Regions from separate parts of the Homo sapiens genome. Here region 1 is linked to region 2. The links are chromatin contacts, found by Hi-C or POLR2A ChIA-PET in ENCODE. All regions are on one chromosome and are shown on one strand. Each heading gives the region's core, a stretch centred on a gene start or an enhancer-like site at or near the end of the contact. The rest is flanking DNA. Distances are from core to core; before and after follow the strand shown.

What was found. Hi-C counts contacts between places; a loop is a spot of excess contacts on that map. ChIA-PET counts read pairs that join two places held with the same protein, here RNA polymerase II (POLR2A). Pooled maps may share reads with other maps.
Region 1: a loop to region 2 is called in a map of posterior vena cava, with 2.2 times the contacts of the local background. The contact joins two enhancer-like sites. A Hi-C loop is called at or near these places in 1 of 168 maps with a recorded cell type or tissue (posterior vena cava) and 5 of 50 pooled maps. POLR2A ChIA-PET finds 5 or more read pairs at or near these places in 4 of 52 experiments (OCI-LY7, T-cell, activated CD4-positive, alpha-beta T cell and 1 more).

The regions. Positions count from the first base shown.
Region 1 is chr3:11,508,117-11,511,294 of GRCh38, reverse strand. All of the region lies in intron 20 of ATG7 (autophagy related 7), which reads right to left. Among named protein-coding and RNA genes, the nearest start is that of VGLL4, 130 kb to the left of the region's middle. Within about 2 kb of position 1,879, at least 24 of the 41 ENCODE cell types and tissues checked have a DNase peak (open chromatin) inside an H3K27ac peak, as active enhancers do.
Region 2 is chr3:11,432,656-11,435,774 of GRCh38, reverse strand. The region is part of intron 20 of ATG7 (autophagy related 7); the gene reads right to left. Among named protein-coding and RNA genes, the nearest start is that of ATG7, 160 kb to the right of the region's middle. Within about 2 kb of position 1,519, at least 16 of the 41 ENCODE cell types and tissues checked have a DNase peak (open chromatin) inside an H3K27ac peak, as active enhancers do.

The DNA.
Region 1 (3,178 bases), core at 630-3,129, 75 kb before region 2:
CGCACCAATCAGCGCCCTGACAAAACAGGCCACTCGGCTCTACCAATCAGCAGGATGTGGGTGGGGCCAGATAAGAGAATAAAAGCAGGCTGCCTGAGCCAGCATTGGCAACCCGCTCAGGTCCCCTTCCACGCTGTGGAAGCTTTGTTCTTTTGCTCTTTGCAATAAATCTTGCTACTGCTCACTCTTTGGGTCCACGCTGCTTTTATGAGCTGTAACACTCACCGCGAAGGTCTGCAGCTTCACTCCCGAGCCAGCGAGACCACGAACCCACCAGAAGGAAGAAACTCCGAACACATCTGAACATCAGAAGGGACAGACTCCAGACGCGCCACCTTAAGAGCTGTAACACTCACCGCGAGGGTCCGCGGCTTCATTCTTGAAGTCAGTGAGACCAAGAACCCACCAATTCCGGACACAAAGCCACAGACTCTGGCAAATTATCCAGGGGCACCAAGGCTCCAAATGGCACATTGCTGACCAGTGTAAACATTTATCTTTTAAGCTATCGATTCTACCCCAAGCCTGGAAGTCTGACTGCCAAGAACAGTATGGCCAAAAACACTAGGTGAAAAAGAAAACAGAATCCATTTTTGTTTCATGTTGAGAATGTGCTGTTTTGCAGCATGAAGCCCTGGGAAGAGGATGTAAAGAAAGGACAGTCCTCCAAGGCGAGCCTCTCCCAGCTGACAGCCTGCTTTTACTGTGCTGGATGTGGGCGGCGAGTTGCACAAAGAGCGAGGGGACAGCTTTGGAGATGGGGGGTTGAGGGGGTCAGGACATCCTCCCTGAAGGCCTGACCAGACAAGGCAGCATCTGTATCACTGGGATGGGGGAGGGGGTGGGGAGAAAGAAGACCTCGAATGAGGCCCTTTGGTTCAGTAGCAGTAACTCAGATTTTTTTTTTTTTTTAAACTGGGGCAGGGACAAACTTACAAAGACAAATAAGAGGTAATAACACAAATTATACATTCAAGTATGAATGCAAGGAATTGTTCTGCTTGAGAGCTGGTAGAGATCTATTTCAGGACAGGCAGCCGACTCCTGAGTGCAGGTGGCCTGATGGGCGGGGAAGGTGCCATTCTTGGGCCGGATGAAAGAAAGATGATCCTGAAAGGGGGTAAAGATATATGATTTCAGGCAACTCTGTGTCAGGCACGTACCTTCCTTCTAATTTCTGCAGACACCAGCTGGCTGGGGGAGGGGCAGAAGATGGGCGGGCAGAATAAAGAAAGGATCTCCCTAGTCTTGGAGGAAAACAGGGGAAGCCAGAGGGAGGAAGTTGTTCTGGGTTCAAAGAAATCAACTTAGAAAGCTTCCCTGATAAAAATAGCCATTGGCAAATCCTAGTCTATTTATATCACCCATCCAAGATCACTATCAGGATCCTGGGCTGAATCACAAGACCCAGTAAATAAGTATGGAGCGCTGGCTGCCTGATTTATGGGAAGATATTTAAACACCACTGGAGCAACTGAGTCAGGGAAAATTTGAGTGCTGGCACCAAACGGTACATTTACAAGTGGCTCTCACTTTACAGAAATAGATAGGTTCCTGAAAAGTTGGCTATAAAATGAATTCAATTAACAGAATCATATTTTCCTAGTGAATCACATCTTAAAATTAGAGATAGATTGGGGGAGGGGTGGCCAAAAAAAACCAACCACACCAAACAACTGTGCCTCTGAGACTAAATAAAAATCACTCTTCATTCAGCAAACTCTAAAACGTCACTTACTTAAAAGGCCATTATAAACGCTCATAAAATACAAACAATTTGTCAGCAAACATGTCTATGTCTGTGACATACAAGGAGTTGCACCAGGCTTTGTGGAGGCTTATAAGACACAAGTGGCTGGCCATCAGGAGCTCACAATTTGGCACTTAAAAAAAAAAAAAACCACACTGAAATTCATGTTGCATCAGAAAAAAAACAGCTCCCTGGATGTAGACAAATGTGCATGCATGAGGGCCTGCCTGGCCCTTTAAGTGTTATCTGGGCCGGGAACAGCTCGGCTCCCTCCTGCCGGCAGCAGCCAACCAAGTTGGCCTCTAAGTACTGCTTTTCAAACTCTATGTTTATAAGCTAAAAGCTGTTGGCCATGTGGCGCTGCGTCATAATTGCTTATTTATTTAACTAACTTGGAAAGAAAAAAAACCAACCCATGACCTGGGTGTTTTAATAAAATAAGAAGAGTTAAGGTACTTAAAGCTCTCTGAAAAGTTAAAGGCCTGCACAACCCAAGGGGGTTGTTATTTTAAAGTTTAAAGGGCATTTGCTCAAGGGATCTGTTTGTTTGGAAAAAGTCTGTCTCCTTCTACTTATGCTCTCTTGCACATAGAATATTGGTCATTGGTAACAGGAGCAGAGATCTAATTTGTTATTAATTTGTTATTAGTTTTGTAAGTGCAGATCACGTTGTACCGAGTTTGCTTTAAGCAAGAGACAAACACACTTCAGAAGCCAACACTTGTGAAGTGTTGGCTCTGTCAGCAACTACAGGCACAGAACTGAGGATTATTAGTTCAAAATAGGCTACATAGGGCTGTGCATGGTAGCTGACACCTGTAATCTCAGCGCTTTGGGAAAGCAAGATAGGAGGATCACTTGAGCCCAAGAGTTGGAGACCAGCCTGGGCAAGATGGTGAGACACTGTCTCTATTACAAGAAAATAATAATAATATTAGCAGGCATGGTGGTACACCAGCTACTTCGGAAGCTGAAGCAGGAGGATCACCTGAGCCCAGGAATTTGTGGTAGGCAGTGAGCTATGATCAGGCCACTGCATTCCAGCCTGGGCCACAGAGCAAGACTCTGTCTCTTATTTAAAAAATAAAGCTATATCCCTTAGACCAAGCTTGTCTAACGCATGTGGCCCAGGATGGCTTTGAATGCAGCCCAACACAAATTTGTAAACTTTCTTAAAACAGTATGAATTTTTTCTTTTTTTTTTTTTTTAAGCTCATCAGCTATCGTTAGTGTATTTTATGTGCGGCCCAAGGTAATTATTCTTCCAACGTGGCTCAGGGAAGCCAAAAGATTGGACACCCCCCCACCTTAGACACTGTGTGCCTCACGAACTGGCACCACCATAGGGGCCTGTCCATAGCTAGTAAGAGTGAAATGCTTCCTGTTGACATCTGCTGTAGACCTGAAGGTATACAAAGTGTCGGAGAG
Region 2 (3,119 bases), core at 270-2,769:
TAATTGTGAGGAGTAGGAATTATTAATCACATCCTACAAAATGATGGAAACGAAGGTCAATGAAGTAAATAACCCAAGGTCTCACATGACTGCTGCACACGGTCCTGCCTGACACGGCCCACACAGAGGAACATGGCAGTCTTGGCTATGTGTGGGAGCTGAGGTATGAACTCAGACCTTCTGACCAGGCCAGGATTCGGGTTACTCATACACTTTATGAGTATTCTAATGTAATATGGCTGATTATTAAAGTAACTCTCCTGTTATTACACATTCAGCATTCTAAGGATGCTGCTATTAAAGTAAGAGGGCTTTGGAACTCATCTTCGGAAGCTGTACTGAGGGGTAGTGAGTAGCATGTTTCATGAACATACCCAGTTATGGCCAGGGTGGATTTGAGTTTATAAAGAAGTCAAAAGTGGCACCGAGTCTGGTGAAGGAGGTAAGTTATTAGGCTGAATTACACCATTTTAGATTTATACGTACAGTGACACACATCAATACAAAGTATAAGCAATGTTCTATTAAGGCTCAAAGTAGATGTAAATCTCAAAATCTGCAAAAAGTTGTTTCTGGCAATGGTAGCTAGATATAATAGATACCAAAGAATATTTATAAAATGTATAAAAAGTAAGTACTTTGATATATTTTTAAACACTTTTATGTAAAAATTATCCATCTTTTTCCTTTTTGGTTATACATGGTATATTTGAATCAAAATCACTAAATTAGAGTTGAAAAGCATTTCATTTTTTTCTAGAAAGGAGGCTTAAAAAAAGAATTTCACATGATTCAATCCTCTCATTTTAAGTGGGGAAGCATGCACAGGACACTGAAGGATTCATCCAAGGTCACTCATGAGAACACTGGCGGAACCAGGAGTACAATGTAAGAAGGACTGGATTCCCATGTTCTGTTTCCTAATATTAGCTGTCTTTGCTTTGCTTTCAGCATTTATGATTTCCCCCCTTCTTTCTCGCTTAGACTTCTCCAAGCGGATTATACCATCCGAGACTCTTTTCCGAAGGGTGGGGAACTCTGCCCAGACTTCATTGTCTATTTTCCAATTGCAACTTTCCCCAATAACGATTTATCCAAACATCTCAAATTCATGTAGATAACTCTGACAGCAAATAAAAGGTACACATTTTATAAAGTAAGTTATAAGTGAGATACTGCCAAGCTTTATTTCAAAAACCAGGCTCTAGTTTCCAATCTAAGAAGTAAATGGCTTTCTGCCTGTTTCTGCCTTTCCTCCCTCACTCAGGAGAGAGGGCCAAGGCTGTGTCTTGAGGGATTGCTTCATAAGGAAAAATCAAGGCAGGGCACAGTCCCAGGATGGCCAGCATGGGTTGGAAGTGAGCTAGCAGAAGGCTCTGGGAAAAGGGAACTGGATTCATGAGCAGGCTAGTTCAGTCCCCAGAGCGATTTCTCTCCATTGGAAACAGGTCTGAGTGCTGACACGGGGGTTTCCCACAGCTTCTGCTGGCCTCCAAAGGCATATTTGTCATCAGAGGCTCTTGATGAAGCTGTACATAAATATCTGACTGTTGTTAAATGCAAAACAAAACAAAACAAAAATATTCCACAGGAACCAAATCAAAACCAGCTGTGTGGGGGAGAGGCCAAAATCTCAGTGTAAGTGCAAAAGGCCCAGCAGAAACACTTGTTAATTGTGTTATTTACTTTGCTGAATAGTAAATTGCTGTGCCAATGAAGTCATATCACATGACCGTAATGTTTTTCATATGACTTTTTGGCTATGAGAGAAATGGGCATTTTCTAGAATTCTGAGTTCTATAGTGAATGAATCACAATCTACATTTTAATTCATAACCAATTAATCAGCTCAGCCCTGTTCATTTCTGCTGGTCTGTTTATGATTTTATAGCCTATGTTATGGTTGTTGCTTTCTTTTTAGATGATCATTCATTAATCCCCAAATCTGCAGAAAGGAAGTTCTATTTAGCACAACCTTGACAAAATGCAAATTATATTAATGGTGCACTGTAATTGCAACCCTGAAATCATAACTGCATGGTACAACATCAAATACTGACAATATGGTCAAGGCAAGGAAGTAAAACAGCCTAAAATTAATCCTGGAATCATGGAACGTGCAAACTTTCATGAATAGGAATGAAGTATTTCAGGGAAATTGGGTAAAGGGACTTAGGAATTTGAATTTCTCAGGGATATACCAATATAGCTTGTTCTATTAACTCTCTTATAAATTAGTCTTATCTCTAGTTACATTCAGTTAGAAAATATTTTGGCATTTCTCATAGTATGATGTTGAACCCACAGTTGGAACAAATAAATACATGTGAACTGATACTTATTCTACTCATAGGATGAGAAATAACTCTAAGAAGGTAAGTCACAGCAAATTTTTGTGGAACATGGCTAAGGTGTTCATATGTTTGATTTAGACTGAGCATTTCTTCAACAAACGCAGCTTTTTTTTTTTTTTTTTTTTTTTTTTAAATAAGAGACAGGGTCTTGCTCTGTCACCCAGGCTGGAGTACAGTGGCACAATCATAGCTCACTGTCTGCCGCAAACTCCTGGGCTCAAGTGATCCTCCTGCCTCAGCATTATAAGTAGCTGGTGTGTCACCATGCCTGGCTAATTTCTAATTTTCTTAAATAGAGACAGAGGCTCACCATCTAGCCCAGGCTGGCCTTAAACTCCCAGACCCAAGCAATCCTCCCAACTTAGCCTCCCAAAGTGCTGGGATTTCAGGTGTAAGCCACTGTACCCATCCCAAATGCAGCAATTTAAAAGATACTTGGGGAGAACCTCAATAGCTCCATGACTTGGACACCCTGTGGTTCATCAGCTTTAAGGCCATTTCCCTGGGTTCCAAATAGGATAAATAAAGATCTAGGAGGGATAGGGAGTCAGGATCTATCTCCAAGTATCCAAACCCATTCTCAGTAAAGGCCTTGGAAGTAAAGGTCAGAGCTTTATGCAAAATTCCCTAATTTACAAGGCAACATTTTAAGAGGGAAGAAAGCTGAGTGGGGCCTTTCTTCCATTGAACCTCCTAATCCCCCATGAGCAGAATGTAACTATAATTTGGCAAAGAATACGGCTATCTGTCCAAGTCCCCTTCTTT